Regions from separate parts of the Mus musculus genome. Here region 1 is linked to region 2. A link is a loop called in an ENCODE intact Hi-C map of the cell type or tissue named here. Cell type or tissue: heart. All regions are shown on one strand.

Region 1 (8,000 bases), 400 kb after region 2:
GGGCGCCACTCACTTGCCCAGGCAGTTACAGCTACATCAAGAGTAAACACGGTAGAGCTTGCCCCAGGAGAATCACTATGCAAACGCATTATATCCATACTCCATAGAGAGAGAGTTTTGGTCCACAGCATGCATCAATTCGAGCCTAAGAAATCAACCTGCTATCTCCAGTAAGCATCCCAAAATTACCTGTGACAGTGAGTCCAGGGAGCCTGCAGCCATTTGTCCTATACTGCCAAGACTTGAATTGGAACCCATAGGTGCCTAGAATTTTACTCCAACTAGAGACAGCCAACTATGTACGCCTAAAATCTCCCACTTAGTTGTAAAGCCTCCATTTTTATCTCCCAAATTTAAAATCTCCCACCTAGCTGCACAGACCACCTAGATATCCCTGGCTTGTACTTGCATAGAGTATCTTCGTTTATTTCCACAAGGGCAAAATAGAGTTGTGTATATAAACAGCACACTGAATTGGTTTTTTTCAAGCCAGAAATGCTACAGTCTTAGGGGCCTGTGAGATGCACCAGGAAAGCAATATAGCAGTTGGGGGAAGTATGCAGTGTGACTTGTAGTTCAAAGCATGATGCTTGGATACAGACTTAGTTCAAGTCCCGGCTCTGCCACTTCCTACTGTATGAACTGCAAATTACTTAAACAATTTGTAGCCCAGTGTCCTTATCTGTAGAATCACTTGCAATGATTTCAACATCTGACTCACAAGTGTGTGTGTGTGTGTGTGTGTGTGTGTGTGTGTGTGTGTGTGTGTAGGAGGCAGGTTATGAGGCATAAGTATTTGTAATTTAGTGCTATTGAGAAAGACAGGAGGTGAGAGAAAAGAAGCCAGTTATTGGAGCTGGGCTTCCTGACAGGCAGCAGGGACCAGGTCCTGATGTGCTGATAGCTCCCTTTAAATAGGACGCATGCTCTTCCGAATTCATGACCCACACCCACTGGCTTCATTCATCTATGACATGACCTGGCCCCATCCGCACTTGAGCACTGTACCAAAAATATTGTTCTTGAAAACGCAGTAGCCTTACAAATACACAGGTGGATGCTCACAGCCAACCATTGGACTGAGCACAGGGTCCCCAATGGAGGAGTTAGAGAAAGGACTGAAGGAGCTGAAGGGGTTTGCAACCCCATAGGAAGAACAACAATATCAACCAACCAGACTCCCCCTCCCCAGCCCCAGAGCTTCCAGGAACTAAACCACCAACCAAGGAGTACACATAGCTCCAGCTGCATATGTAGCAGAGGATGGCCTTGTCAGGCATCAATGGGAGGAGAGGTCCTTGGTTCTATGAAGGTTCTATAGATGCCCCAGTGTAGGGGAATTGAGGATGGGGAGGCAGAAGTGGGTGGGTGGGTGGAGGAACACCCTCATAGAAGCAGGGGGAGGGAGGAGAGGAAAAGGGGTTCGGGGGGGCAGGGACCGGGAAAGAGTATAACATTTGAAATGTAAATAAAGAAAATATCCAATAAAAAAGATGTATTAAAAAATGCAGTAATTTTAGTAAGTCTATATACGCAAATACTCACTATGCCATGATCTAGCTTGAATAGGGAACAATCTGATAGGAGAGGAATCTTCTCTCTCAAATGAAGGCTGGAAATGGAAACAGCTTCGTCTTCCTGAAGTCGGGAAGACTTGATTCCAAGTAGCCTTTTCTGAGATGTTCACTGAAGAAATTGTTTAGGAGCCAAGGATGGAGCCAAGGACTTTCCTCATTTGAAGAAAGCAGTCTATGACTGAACAATTACCCTAAGCCCATTCTCCAAACCATTTTTACATAACTGTTACAGTTTCAGAAATTATAAGCATATTGTTTGCCAACCACAAAGGAAAAAAACCACTATTTTAGATAAAGCTGCTTTAAAATACTCATGTGTATTTTCAAGTAACATTAACTACAACAGCATGAGTTATCATCTAACTCCAAAGAGAACACTTGTATTTAACAAAGCATAGACTTTGCCTGAGCTTTTTGTTTGTTTGTTTGTTTGTTTGTTTTTCGAGACAGGGTTTCTCTGTGTAACCATGGCTGTCCTGGAACTCACTCTGTAGACCAGGCTGACCTTGAACTCAGAAATCCGCCTGCCTCTGCCTCCCAAGTGCTGGGATTAAAGGCGTGCGCCACCATGCCCGGCTGAGCTTTTTTGTTACTATATCACCACTTTACAATATGTAGTTGCTCAGTTTACCAAATCTGCATAAAATGGATATTTGAAGATAACTTTTGAGATTAATATGAAGAGGCTTTCTTTACAATTTTATTGCAGTAGATTTGGCAAATAAGCAAAAAACATTTAATTAAGAAAAGTGGAAATCGGGGCTGGAGAGATGGCTCAGTGGTTAAAGAGCACTGACTGCTCTTCGGAAGGTCCTGACTTCAATTCCCAGCAACCACATGGTGGCTCACAACCATCCGTAACGAGATCTGGTGCCCTCTTCTGGAGTGTCTGAAGGCAGCTACAGTGTACTTACATATAATAAATAAATCTTAAAAAGAAAGAAAGAAAGAGAGAGAGAGAGAGAGAGAGAGAGAGAGAGAGAGAGAGAGAGAGAGAAAGGAAGAAAGAAAGAAAGAAAAGTGGAAATCACATCCACCGCAAACAGCATTTCCCTTATAGATTATTGGAGACTTATTGGAAACAGCGAAGTGGGTTATGCATGCCATCTGAGTTCTGTCCCAGGATCCCGTGGTGGAAGGAGAGAACTGGTTCCTGGAATTTGTCTTCTAGATGCGGGAGGAGTGTGGGATACACACACAAAAAACACCAAAGAATAGATATCTTAAAGTTCTAAAAGAAAGGAAGGAAGGAAGGAAGGAAGGAAGGAAGGAAGGAAGAAGGAAAGGAGAAAAGAAAGAAAGAAAGAAAGAAAGAAAGAAAGAAAGAAAGAAAGAAAGAAAGAAAGAAAGAAAGAAAGGAAGGAAGGAAGGAAGGAAGGAAGGAAGGAAGAAAGAAAGAAAGAAAGAAAGAAAGAAAGAAAGGAAAGAAAAGAAAGTAAGTTTGCTTTTTGTTTTTGAGATGGCGTCTCATGTTTCCCAAGCCAGCTAGGAACTCTCTACAAGGAGAGGATGCTCTTGAGCATCTGTCCTGCCTACTTCTACCTCTCAATGACTGGCACTACCACTGTCTGTTTTATTCCAAGCTAGGGAATCGAACATGCAGCTTCATACATCTATAGGTAAGCACTCTAGCAACTGAGCGGCATCTCAAAAAAGAAGTTATAATATTAAAAAAATCTGATGTAGGGGTTGTAGAGCCAGTAGCCATGCCCTGCATACGGTAATATTTGCATACTGCTGCGCACACTGCAAACCGAGTGAAGCGAGAATCTCTTCCCAGCACGGGATGCTTTCTTGACATCTGACATACCCAATCCCCTAACTTGATACAGCAGTACCCCACTGTCAGAGAGGGAAGGAGAGTGAGTGGCAGGTCCCCGGGTTTGCTGAGTCCCTCGCGGGGGAGGACCGGCAGGTCTGAGTCGCACTCACCCAGGCCCCGCCAGCCGAGCGGGCCATCGCAGCTGTCCAGGATCCCGCAAAGCTCTCCCAGCAGTGCGGGCGGCAGGTCGAAGAGCAGCAACTGTGGCGACAGCGCGCCACGGGCCCCGCACCGGCCGGCCATCGCGGAGTCCCGGGACCCCACGCAGAGAAGCAGGGAGGTCGCCGCTGTCACCGCCTTTCACAACCGCGGAAATTCAGCTCCACGACGGCTGCCCGGAGCTTGCAACACGCCGTCGCAGGGCGGGCCCCACGTGACGTAGGGAGCCGCTCCCCAGGGATGCGCCCTGCGAGACCTGGGCTGCCCTTGCTCCTAGCCGCTGTCCCGCGACCCTGCGCGCCGCACCCCAGGTCATCTTTGTTATGAACCGTTCTGTCCGTCCCCGTCTTGGGACATGACCCAGGAGACCAGCCAAGAAAATGAGGGCGGGGAACAGCGGCTGGAATCCGGGAAAGCCGCCACCCCTCTGCTGCTCTGGGACGGGCGGCCTCCTGGCCACGATGGATCTAAGAGGTTTGTGTTACATCTTTTAAAGTTTCTCTTTGTCCCGTCAGGAAAGAAATGCGTGCTCACCGAGAAACACGTTTTTGCCAAATAACTTTAAACGGAAGGAAACGTGTACACGCCGGGCGAAATGGACATAAAAAGAAAACCACAACAAACAGGCCAAACCTGGGCAAACAAACTGCTCATCCTTGCTGCAGAAGGCAACCCCTGCCGTCGTGCCGCTTGGTTTTACTACAGTCTCCCTTTCTTTCCTCGCAGTGCTTCAACGAGTTTGCAAAATGAAGTTTAGGAAACATTGGCTGGTGTGTTGAAATATTCTACCGTTTATGCTGTAATGACCACCGCAGGAACGGTACGGATACTACTGACAAAGGAGGTGGGAAAATGAAGTGGGAGATTTTATGATAACCAGGCACTGAAAAACAAACTCCTGTTTCAATCCCCTGAGCTTGTCTTTGGAATGGCGCCCCCTGGCGGTCAGCAGCAATGGTGCCTGGGCATTCAGTACCCACAGTGGCAAAGTTAGAACTGTTTGAGCAAAACTTCTTAAGTCTCCTCATTCTAAGGACTACGGTTTTATCAGGCTACACCCCAAAAAGGGTCTCTATGCCACCATGCTGAGCATCAGAGGGAGAGAAGATTGATACAGGGTTCTTTTTGACTTTCTAGACCAGACAAAAGCAACCTGAGACGTGTGCCTGCACAGGAAATCGCCATGTGTGGTTGTGTTAGCTTTCTGACAAAATGCCCCCACCGAGCAGCTTCAAAAGAAGAAGTTGTTTGGTACACAACCTCGGAACTTCAGTCCATGGTTGCTTGACCCCAATGTCTTTTGAGGTCTCTGAGAAGCCAAAGTGTCATAGCGTAAGTGATCCATGGCGGCAGGAAATGAGAGAGAGGGAGGGAGGAAGGGGGACAGGGCCAGGGTACCAAATTCCCTTCAAGGGATCTGATTTATTTGCACTAAGACCTATCTGGTTCCGGTTCAGTCGCCTATCAGCACTGTAGGCTGGCAAGCAAGCTTTTAGTATATGGGCAGTCAGAGGATGTTTAATATCCTCACTATAACAATAACAGTAACACTCAAAATGTTTGCATCACCAGGTCTTCTAATGCGGCATGAGGCAAGGAGAAAGAGATTGGGGGCAAGATACACCCTCCAAAGCCACGCCTCCAATGACATAATCCATCCGTGAAGTCAGTGTCTGTGAGCTGCTTACCTCTACACTACACTACACTACACTACACTACACTACACTACACTACACTACACCAGCTGGGAACCACGTGGCCAAGCGTGCACTCTCAGTGCTTCCTGTCCACGCCATAATAAACGTGTTTCTCATCTCTAGAGGTGAACCATCTAGACCCCTAGATAAGTCTCATCTTTTCTTAGCGGCTCTGGATCCTAAAACCCTTTCCTTCTAACAGAAGGGTATGCGAGCAGCCGTTGTTGTCTGTCTCTGAGATTTTAACTTTGCTTCACTCGCCTGGCTCATCTCCATCACAATTTAAATACGATACTAATTTTTCGGCCTTCAAAACAAAATGTTCTGCATCTTTCTTCCTCATAGAGTTGTGTAGTCTCACCATCACTTTCTCTTACCCTACTCTCAATCGGGCCACTTTGCACCCCTCAAACGGTTCTCCTCAGTGCCACCCAAGTCTTTCTTGCACAGCATTGGCACTCACATCCTCTGGGCAGCCTCAGTCCTATTACTATCTGTCGCTGTCAATTGAAAAACGAAGCTTGAAGAAAGATGCCGTCATGAGCTAGGAGAGCTTCATTCTACAAAGGGAGACTGTGATAAGAAGGGCTCGGCTCCCTCAGTATGTTGCTTGCCTTCTTTCTTGCGTTAAGATCCCTTCAATGCAAGCTGCTTGACGCTCTCAAGTAACTTCTCAGTCGCATTCTGAGGCTGGCCAGACATGGCTACTCGATCTTCGATCTTCAGATTCCAAGCTGTGTGCTAGATAAACCTCGGTAGCTCTAAAGTAGCCCAGTTTTAAACGCAAAGGAATCTAGGACATCAATTGTATGCTTGCATGCATGTAAGGCTCCCTCGGTCTCCGTTTTGTTTCCTGTTTCTGGGTTAAAACACCCTGATGGGGCTGGTGAGATGGCTCAGTGGGTAAGAGCACCCGACTGCTCCTCCGAAAGTCCGAAGTTCAAATCCCAGCAACCACATGGTGGCTTACAACCATCCGTAATGAGATCTGACTCCCTCTTCTGGAGTATCTGAGGATAGCTACAGTGTACTTACATGTAATAAATAAATAAATCTTTAAAAAAAAAATAAAAAAAAAAACACCCTGATGAAAGCAGATTCGGGAGAGAAAGGGTTTATTTCAGCCCACGATTCCAGGCCACAGTCCATCATTTTGGAGAAGTAAAGGCGGCAGGGACTTGAAGCAGCCAGCCAGTTCCATTACATTTCAGCCATGAGGAGAGAGAGAGAGAGAGAGAGAGAGAGAGAGAGAGAGAGAGAGAGAGAGAGAGAGAGCAAGGCTGCAGAGATGGCTCAGTGGTCAAGAGCACTAGCTGCTTGCTACTCCAGGAGACCCAGGTTTGATTCCTAGCAATCACACAGCAGCAAACCAACATCCATAACTCCACTTCCAAGAAATTAGAAGGCCTCTTTTGACTTCTAAAGACATTGGGCATGCACCTGGTACACAGACATATATGTAGGCAAAACACCCGTACACATAAAATTATTTTTTTTTAAAAGGAGTGGAGAGCAATGAATTAGTGCTCATCTAGCTTCCTATTGTAAGGTTCAGGATCCTGGTTCCAGGTGACAGTATTGACTTGATAGTTAAGTAACTATCGCACTCTTCAAGTTTTCTGATTCATTAGAATGAGTCACAAGACCCAGGAGAGGTCTATGAGGTCATCCCTCAGTGCCCCCCACCCCCACCTCCCAGGGATTAGTAACAGGATTCAGTTTTAGAACATGAGATTGTACTAAATATGAAGAGGGTGTGGTTGACAGTTCCAACGTGTTACTCATGCTCTTAGTCGTTCCGGCACGAGTGTCATGCACGTTTCTTCAAACTGCCTAAGGACTCAGCACATATCACCTCTGGAGGCAGATTCAACTGTGGTATAAGACAAAAGGCCATCCCGCCATTCCAGAAATTCCAGCAAAGAGGGAGAAATGCAGTGTTTCTTATGCCACGCAGTCACAACCACAGGAGGACTCCTTGGCCTAAGTCTCAACGCTACCTGCTTTTTATAGACAGGAACTGAAGCCTACGGATGTACAAACCTATGCTGCTCTTCCGGCTCAGTTTCCTCAGAGTTCTTATCTCCAAGTGTATCCATGTTAACTCACCGGGACCTCTCCATCCGAGGGTGGAATGTCACAGGGGTCTATTTTTTGATGGCTATGTTCATTCTTCTCTCTCTTTTCACACCCTTCTTTACCTCCCTCCCTCCCCTTCCTCCCTCCCTCCCCTCCCTCCCTCCCTCCCTCCCTCCCTCCCTCCCTCCCTCCCTCTGATAAGCTCTTCAAATTCTCATTAGTTACCAAACCCTACCTAGCCTGTGGCAGCCAGTGAAGAGGAAGAGTTACCCTTAACTTATGTGTGCTTTGTGTAGTGTCACACTTTGTGTAGTGTCACACTTTGTGTAGTGTCACACTTTGTGTAGTGTCACACTTTGTGCAGTGTCACACTTAATACTCTAGCGACTCCAGTGTGGGGTGTTCTAATGTTTATTGAACACTGGAGAAAAAAAAAAATCACGCCGAGAGAATTTGCTTCGGACGGTAAAAGCTAGGGTGCTCTTTTCAATATTCTGCCAATCTTACAAACTTTCACAATTGTGCCCATTAAAGCCAAATTGTCACCAAGATTCCTTAAGTTTAAAAGAAGATGTGAACTGGGTATGGTAACACAAGCCTTTAAACCAGCACTTAGAAAGGCAGAGCTAGGTAGATGGCCGTGAGTTTGCAGCCAGCATGGTTTAC
Region 2 (8,000 bases):
ATACGTTTTTCCATGGAGACATGCATGAGAAATGTGGTGTTACTTCCTACAAAAAAAAAAGTGTTACAAGCTTGGAAAAGCTTGATATCCACTGTTTTCCTCTCCCTACCCCGCCCCCTCTCTCCTGGAGTCTAGTAGACAGAGGAAGATGGCGTCAGGGCCATCCCTGCTCCTATTCAGTTCCCTGCAGGAAGACATCACACCTCCAGCTCAAACCACTCAACCTAAATAAACTCAGATTCAGTATTAGCCCACACTGAGCCCCAGAGAAGCACCAGGCTAAGAGCCAGGTGAGCTGGCAGAAGTTTGCTATTGGGCACGTGACCTGCTCCAACCTTGGTTTGAAGATACTTATGATATGTTTAGAGGAGCAACAGCTTAACAAGTAGCTTGTTATTATGACATTAAAACCTGTGGCTTCTCCCTAAGGAACTTCAGGAGCTTGACACACCCGAACGCATTTATCCGTTCCCACATCCCTCAGAAGTCAGCAAAAGGCCAGGGCTATTTTTATCCTTCTCTTGATGCGAAGAAAATAGGACATAGGGAAGGAGGAAGAGAAAACTGTTTTTTTGGTTTTTTTGGTTTTTTTTTTTTTCTCTACCCTTTAAATTTCAGTCCCGGGTTTTGGAGAGATGGCTTAACAGTTAAGAGTACTTGATATTCATGTAGAGGACCGAGTTTGGTTCCCAGCACCCTCGTGGCAGCACAGGACGGTCTGTAACATCAGCTCCAAGGGATCTGCTTCCCTTTTCTGGTCTCATAGGCGGAGGATACATGTGCTGCACAGACACTCCTGCTGGCACATCGTTTGTGCGCCTAAAATAAAAATAAATACATCTTTAAGCATCGGTCCTTCTGCTCTCGATGATGAAAGGTCAAGTCATTCCATTTGTATTTTTCTTAATATACTGCTCATCCCTGCATCCATCCATTCACAACTGTTCACAGAGCATAACACCTGCTTAATAAATTAGACTTACGTTCATGTTCACATTCACAATGGGTGGACTCTTCAGTTTAGAGTTACAGAGTTGCTGTACAAAACCCAGAGCAACCTCAAATCACAGGGAGTGTGATTTAAGAACCATTGAAATTAGAAGATTCACAGAAACCTTCATTTCCTGAGCAGTTTTGAGCACACACCAAACTCCGTTGGTTGCAAGCTTCCAAATATCCCTTCCTTGGCTCTAACATTCTATAATTATTTTCTAAGTTTCTTAACCACACTGACTATATTCTATCTCTGACTTAGGTTCATGCTGCCCTTTGACTTTTATGTCTGTAAATAACAACAACAACAACAACAACAAAATCTAGAATTTCCCTCTTATCACTGTTGTGAGTCAAGTTTAGATCAGTGCTTTAGTATCAGCAAGCAGATACTAACATGACAGCATTCTGTGTGAGAGTTTTCTATCCTTAGAAACCTAAAAGGGCCGGCCGAAATGTGTGTGCCTGTTGGGTTGAGGGACCATGGCTGAGACACCCTAAGGAGTGTCCAGTGCATGCATGCTGCAGTGGGCTGTCCTGATGGGGCTTTTCAACGACACACCAGCTTCTCACCCACTCCTCCCACTTCGGCTCTTCTGTCCCTTCTTCCCTGAGCTCTGTCCTTTCCCTTCAGACCCCATCTCCAATCTCCCATGTTGTTCCTTCTTCATGGAGCTTCGGTCTCCTCCGTCCTGCACACACTCCCTTGTCTAGGATACTCTCCCACAGTGTTCTTCACCTCCCCCTCTATTTATTGCTCCCCTAAGTTTCCCCTGGGAGTGTTGCTTCTATTTCTCCAACCAGCACGTGCTGACTTGGTTATCATTACCTTCTCTAAGCAAACTCGCATACATAAATCATGAAAGACGTCCACTCACGTGTGCATGCACAATCACCTGAATGACACACTTTCCCCGGAAGCTGTGTGAGAGCGGAGGGCATCACACCCCTACCTGCACCTCCAGTATCTTCCTCAAGTTGGAAACATTTGCTTTTAGATAGCAGTGGCACACTGTGGTGGCCTTGGATAAGATAACGTCGCACTTGCCAGCAGGAGTTTAAAGATTTATGCCCGTGGATCAATCCCATTAGCCACCGACAGGGACTACAGCCAAGATCAGGAGCAGAGCCAAGGGCTGACAAGGCAGCAGGATCCTCTCCTGCCGAGTGGCCCTCAGCCCTTGCTATACCTGCCAGCTTCCAGCTAATCAGAGCAGTTTTGGAACAGGTGTTCTCTGTCCTGCATCCTGTTGCTTGAGAGCAGAGGGGAAGAGTTTGCCACCTGGTCAGAATTTGTATAAACAGATGCTAGGAAGAAAAGGCTTGGGCTGCGTGCTCTGTCAGCACTGTGCTTTGAGCAGAGACCTCTCTGGCGCGTAAGGGTCTTCTGCACATGCGCTGTGCCCTTCTGCGGTCAGCAACTCAGCTAGTTCCCGAAGCGGATTCTCTTAGCCAGTGCGTTTCTCCTGTTGAAGTCGCCATGACGTCAGTAGGACAGTGATGTAGATAGAGGACCAAGAAGCCATTCTCTGTGTCATTACTCTATGATTTCCATTTCCTTTATGGCATTATGACAATATCATCAACAGACCTCCATAAGACTTCAAGGGTCCAGGGAGCCATCAGGCCCAGTTCAAGTGTGAAAGCAGACTATCTTAACTAGTTTAAGCCTGGCACTGGCTCCGCCCTTGGCCACAGGGTACCTGTTCGCAGAGTTGCAGACTCAGACTCTGGTCTACCTCTGTGACATAGAAACGTCTCAATAATGGTGATTGTAAGATGGGAAACTAGAGTAACAATGTCTCTGCACATTGGGAAGAACGTGAGATCACAGGAACGGCATCAATAATTAATATCACCTCCGGAGTCAACAGCAGTTAATATCGCTGTTGATTGTGCTGTATCAAGCATTCCCCCTGACAGTAATACAAGCCTTGCTGGTAGGCATTCTCTGTTTTCTTCACTGTCGGCTGAAGAAGCTGGTTCTGGCAGATATGGGGAGCAGTAAAATCATAGTCATATCAAACATTTACGACGACATAGCATCCCCATGTCCCTTCTAGCACAGTCAGGTCAGAATAGAATTCAAAGCCTGGTTTTCACAACCACAGAAAGGAATAAAGTGCTCTGGGGAAAGAGATAATTAATTCGCAGAAACTCCACTCTCTTTTGAGTATTAAAGTTATCCTTAAACTTCTTTCTTCAAAACAACGTAGCAACCGCTTTCCGCTGCTCCCCCTCGTGGAGATGCTCAGAGCTCACAGGTTGTTGGGAGTGGTCAGACATTGTCCAAATCAGAGCTGATGGATGGGGTACCATTCACATCTTAGCCAGAGTATGTAGTGAGTAATGGCATGTTTCTACCAGCAGATGGCAGTAAAGTGTCTTGACAATGGATGTTACCTTAATGCTCTCAGTGATGCCACCAGAGCTATAAGTAAGTGGCTTTCTATGTGAGAAAAGTGACAAAGGTGAGGAGAGTTTAGGTAGTGAAATGATAGAGTAAGTGCATATGTTTGTAAATATGGAGACTTTGACTGCAATGACGTCACCCTCTACATTTGTCATCTGTTCACAAGCATCCTCCTAATCAGAGTCTTTCATTTTCCACACCCGAGTAACTTACTCATGACTCATGGTACCTCCCTGACATAGCTGTAACCTGAGGAAGAGCGAGTATGGGCTTTCCCTGTCCCTCACGAAGCCAATAAAGCAAGAAGCATTTTTTGTAAGATTTAGAGCAAACCTGTGGTTCTCCTGGAAGTTCTGCACACAGTAGGGCCACTCGCAGGTGCGCATTTTACCAGCAGGAGCGCCTCCTTGGACCAGTTTGGAGCTTTAAAATATGCATCTGACTCTTACGTTCTTCCCAGCTCTTCTTCCCTGAGGACGCCTGTGCCTTGGGAGGAGAGGTTGTAAGACCAAAGATGTCTCCTTCAGACCAAGCACTGCAGAGTCTCTGACTCTCTGTACCTTGAGCAGTTGTGGGTGTCTGTGTGGATCACTGTCGACTGCCAAGGGAAGCTTCTCTCTAGGGAGGGTTGACAGATGCACTAAAAGGGGAAGGGAGCTTGTAAGAAGATCAGAGCAGGAGTTAGCGACAGGAAAACAGTGTCTTGGGGATACCGTGGTGCAGTTGCACGTGTGGATTCACAGCAGCTGAGGCGTCACGTGCAAGGTCTGTACAAGCTCACGCAAAACAAAAATCCAGCCTAGAGAGGAGAAGAGGGCATGAGCGCCCACCCCCATCTCAGCAGCTATTGGGAAGTAATAATTGCTAAAGGGGGCATATCAGTTTTCTTCAAGAGGGCAACCCCCGGTGAGTGGACCACCCTCCAGTGAAGGCCACATAGCCAAGAGTATGTGGGCAGCAGAGACTGGACTTGGTGGATTTTTAAGAGAGGCTCCATTGGGTAGCTGGGGGCGGAGGGGGGGGGGTGTTGGTCCCAGAAGGAGCTGTGGAGGGGTGTATCTCATCAAATTACATTGTAAGAGGAAGAAACTGTATCTGGGAGGTGCATCACCCAAGGGAACCTATAAGAAGAGACAAGAATCTTAAGTCCCTAGAAGATTCAGACAAGCTACAGTGGATGTAAGAAGCCTGCTAAGCCACTGGGGAAATCTGGGACGTATTTGGTCCACATTTAGAAGAGGTGGGTTCTGTTGTTCAGTCCCCCCCGAGAGTCACCGTACAAAACTGTAGGCACTAGGTGAGGTGAACTTGTATCAATTCTCTAAGGCAAGCCCCGTGTGTGTGTCATTTAAAAGAAGCACAAGTTGTAGTGAGCTATGCAGCTGAGTCATTTCTAAATTCCACTCAGGCAAAACCAGTACATTTATAGGTTACAAAGTGTCCCTTAAGCCACCAGTCTGATAACCAGTTAAGACAGAGGTTTCACCCGTCCAGTTTAAGACCTGGCTCTCTGGAACGGCTAGGATGACTAGAGAGATGCTGTTGGCATGGCGACATGTGTGGCAATAACACATTCCAGCAGCACCCCTGTACTGAGGCTATTGTAAATAGTCTTGGTAACTTCTCTACCCTTCTTGACAGTTCAATGAGAGTGGGTCACTGGTGGCTTTTGGGAGGCCAGCCTAGCATTTACTGAATGTTGGTTACTTTCTAACGGGGAGGGAGTTCTAGGTTTACATCTTGAATTAAGATCATAACAACCAACCCCTTCATGGAAAACCAGGAAGGCTGAGGCACGAGGCTGTCATTGTGTCTAGCCTATAGGATAGCTTGTTGACCATAAGAGTCTGGTTCCACAGTTCTGTATGCATGCCCCTCTCTCCTGTCCACATCAGATGTTCCGGAGGTGGGCCGCTCTTCAAATGGCACAACCATGCCACTTAGCAGTCTCCAACTCTCCCCGACCACGCCGGTGTGGCACAGTGTCCTGGGTCATGTGGCACGTCTGACTGCATGCCAATCACCTCGGGTCTCCTCTGAAATCCCTCTCGTCTTCATGTGCCAGCAGACATTCTTTATTCAACCTCTGTTTTGTTTTCTTTTAATCTCCTCTGAACCCCAGCAGATCATAAATCCTTCGCTAGATGAGATTTCCAAATGATGGTGATAGATGGCCTTGTCTTTTGTCTCCTGACAAGCTTGGCCCTGGCTGTCATCGTCGCAGCAGTGGAAGGGGCTGTATCCTAAGAAACACCTAGAAGTACTGCCCAGGAAAGAGAAAAAGAAGGAAAAAAGGCCACAGCTTCATTCTCCACTTAGAGTCTGAACTTCCACAAATGAGTGAGGCTTCCTCAAGGTTTGCACAAAAGAAACACGCAGGGAGGGTGATAAATGACACCAGTAATGACCGAGAATTACCTTTAATCTGCAACAGCTCAGAGGCATCCGCGTGTGATGGGGGAGAAGGGGGGACAGCAGGACCGCGCAGGGATTTGCAGAATGCTGTTATTTCCAATTCTGCTGAAATCCCAGCCCCGCTGAGAGATTGATAATGGAACACCAAAGGAGGGGGGTGGGGAGCGGGAAGGACAGGGTGTAAATTTACTCCAGAGCTGTCCTGTGCTGTGGATTATGCCAAGAAAGTCTCTAATCTCCTGCTTAAAAGACATTTTATTATATTTCAAAGGTAAATTGGGCCATTACTTTGGGGCTCTGTTCACAGCTCACCAGTTTTGTTTCTTCCTGTAAGCAGTGGATGTAGGGCTGGTGGTTTTCATTAGCCTGTGCCAGGCCCAAAGTCTCATCCTCCTGGGATTCCCTTTGGATCAAGCAAGCTCCTGAATGTCCCTCGAAAACCTAGTTCAGAGAATGACAGGAATGTGGTGGGGGTGGGGGGAGAACCCTAGACACTGTAGGTAGGAATGGAAAATGGTATCATTATTCAAAATAGCATAGAAGGTCCCAAATTACTTTGTAATCTGGTAATCCCTTATCTAAACAACATGGACAAAGGAAATCATCGGGATAGACTGGTCATGGGCATGTCCATTGCAGCATTATTGATGAAAGGCAGGGAATGGTATCAGCCTACGTGTCCATCGATGGGTGATCTGATGAGGAAGATGCACTGTATACCAGGAATAGTAGCCTCAAAGAAGAGAGTCCTGGTACTTACTACAGCATGGATGAATCTGAAGGGCACTAGGCCAAGCTCTCTGTGACTATAATTACTTAGCTGATATAATCACCGATTTACAACAAGAAAACCATTACTTTTATAGCTTTGGATATTCTTGCACGTGACCATTTGCTCCCAATGCTCTGAGACTAGCGTCAGGTAGTATAGCTCAGCTGACGAGCCCTTGCATGCCATCTAGAAGACCCTAAGTTTGATCTCCGATAATTCAAATAAAGAAAGACAAACACAGAGGGAGGAAAAGTCACGAGTGTGTGATAGGAGCAGAAACACTTCAGTCATGAGTCATGGAATGGAGAGACGAATAGACTGGTGTTGTCTGACTACATTGGAGGGTACACACCCAATGACCTGAGCATCTCCCACAAAGCCTTACCTCATAGAAGTCCCTGCACTTTTGATATGGACATCTAGGAGACCAGGTCTTTGACACTTGGATCTTTATGATATCCCCAGTGTTCAAACTTTTACAAGGAATAAAACGGGCAGATTTAATACTCGACGACCCTGCTGTGCGTCTGTGGCATTTAAACAACAACAACCACCAAAATCAAACTCATAGCAGCAGGAAGCACCCCAGTAGGTCTCCGAGTCAGGAAGATAAAGGGAATGTTGGTTAGAAGGCAGAAACCCAAGAGAACCAAGCTCTAGAGATCTGCACTATCTGATGATGACCTAGCAGTGACTGCAGATACCACTGCACTGTGTGGAGGGGGCCATCTTAATTGTCACCAGCATCCGAGGGAACCAGGAACAGCGGAGGGTGCGTCAATCCATCCTGCTAATCACTTCACAACACTAGTGAGTCAGCTCTTTGTGCTGCCTATTTTGAACACATACATTTATTTGGGTTCCGGGTTTTACCTTGCTAAGCCTAGGCCTTTGCAGGAAGCAATCCTGTGAGAACTCAATGAGAAACTACTTTAGCCCTTCCTCAGCACTCAAGACCCAAGCCATGCCGGCGGTGGGGACAGCATTGAGAATGACATATAGGGTAACTTTCAGAATTCAAAGCTCCCCCATCTCCCCAGCTTTATTGTTGTTGTTGTCATCGTCGTCATCATCGTCGTCATCACCATCAACTTTGGCCCCTCCTCCCTTCCTCTTTCACCTGTGGATCATGGCTGTGTCCTGCTTCTATTCCTGCCACTGAGATTCCCTGTAGAACTCTTGTGTTGCTGTTGACACAGACTCTGTCCTAGCTTTAGAGGCACTTGGAGCAGGCCTCCTGCAGGTTAGTCCTCCCTACTTTAGGATGAGATAGTGGCTTAGACCATCTCAAGGTGTCTGGCAGCCTTTGGCCATCAGGTGAGATCACATCCGGGGTGGCAGGGGGGCTATGTCCTGGACTCCTTCTGAGACTCAGCTGGCCTCCAGTGGCTGCCCGACTCCAATGAG

The links. A loop is a pair of places that touch in the nucleus more often than their neighbours do. Peaks named below come from ENCODE experiments on the same cell type or tissue, not always from the same donor. Only the 100,000 strongest peaks of a DNase experiment are listed, where the experiment ranks them.
Region 1: it touches region 2 in a loop (5-fold over the local background); 8 of 42 quality-filtered maps call a loop at or near these places.

Annotation. Positions count from the first base shown.
Region 1 is chr10:120,197,818-120,205,817 of GRCm38, forward strand. Irak3 (interleukin-1 receptor-associated kinase 3) reads right to left here and starts at 3,780. Exons shown (of 12, transcript NM_028679.4): 1 at 3,510-3,780. The coding sequence starts at 3,642. It overlaps Gm38500 (predicted gene, 38500), which reads left to right and starts at 3,773. Exons shown (of 3, transcript NR_166661.1): 1 at 3,773-4,032; 2 at 4,285-4,378; 3 at 5,131-6,351. In heart, a CTCF peak has its summit at 4,506 (motif pointing left); DNase peaks (open chromatin) are centred at 3,844 and 4,474; H3K4me3 peaks cover 1,453 bases; H3K27ac peaks cover 934 bases; H3K27me3 peaks cover 893 bases.
Region 2 is chr10:119,800,473-119,808,472 of GRCm38, forward strand. The region is part of intron 1 of Grip1 (glutamate receptor interacting protein 1); the gene reads left to right. It overlaps Gm51815 (a long non-coding RNA gene), which reads right to left. Exons shown (of 3, transcript XR_003949037.1): 3 at 1-8,000. Among named protein-coding and RNA genes, the nearest start is that of Gm51815, 15 kb to the right of the region's middle. In heart, a CTCF peak has its summit at 3,364 (motif pointing right); no DNase peak of the experiment used is centred here.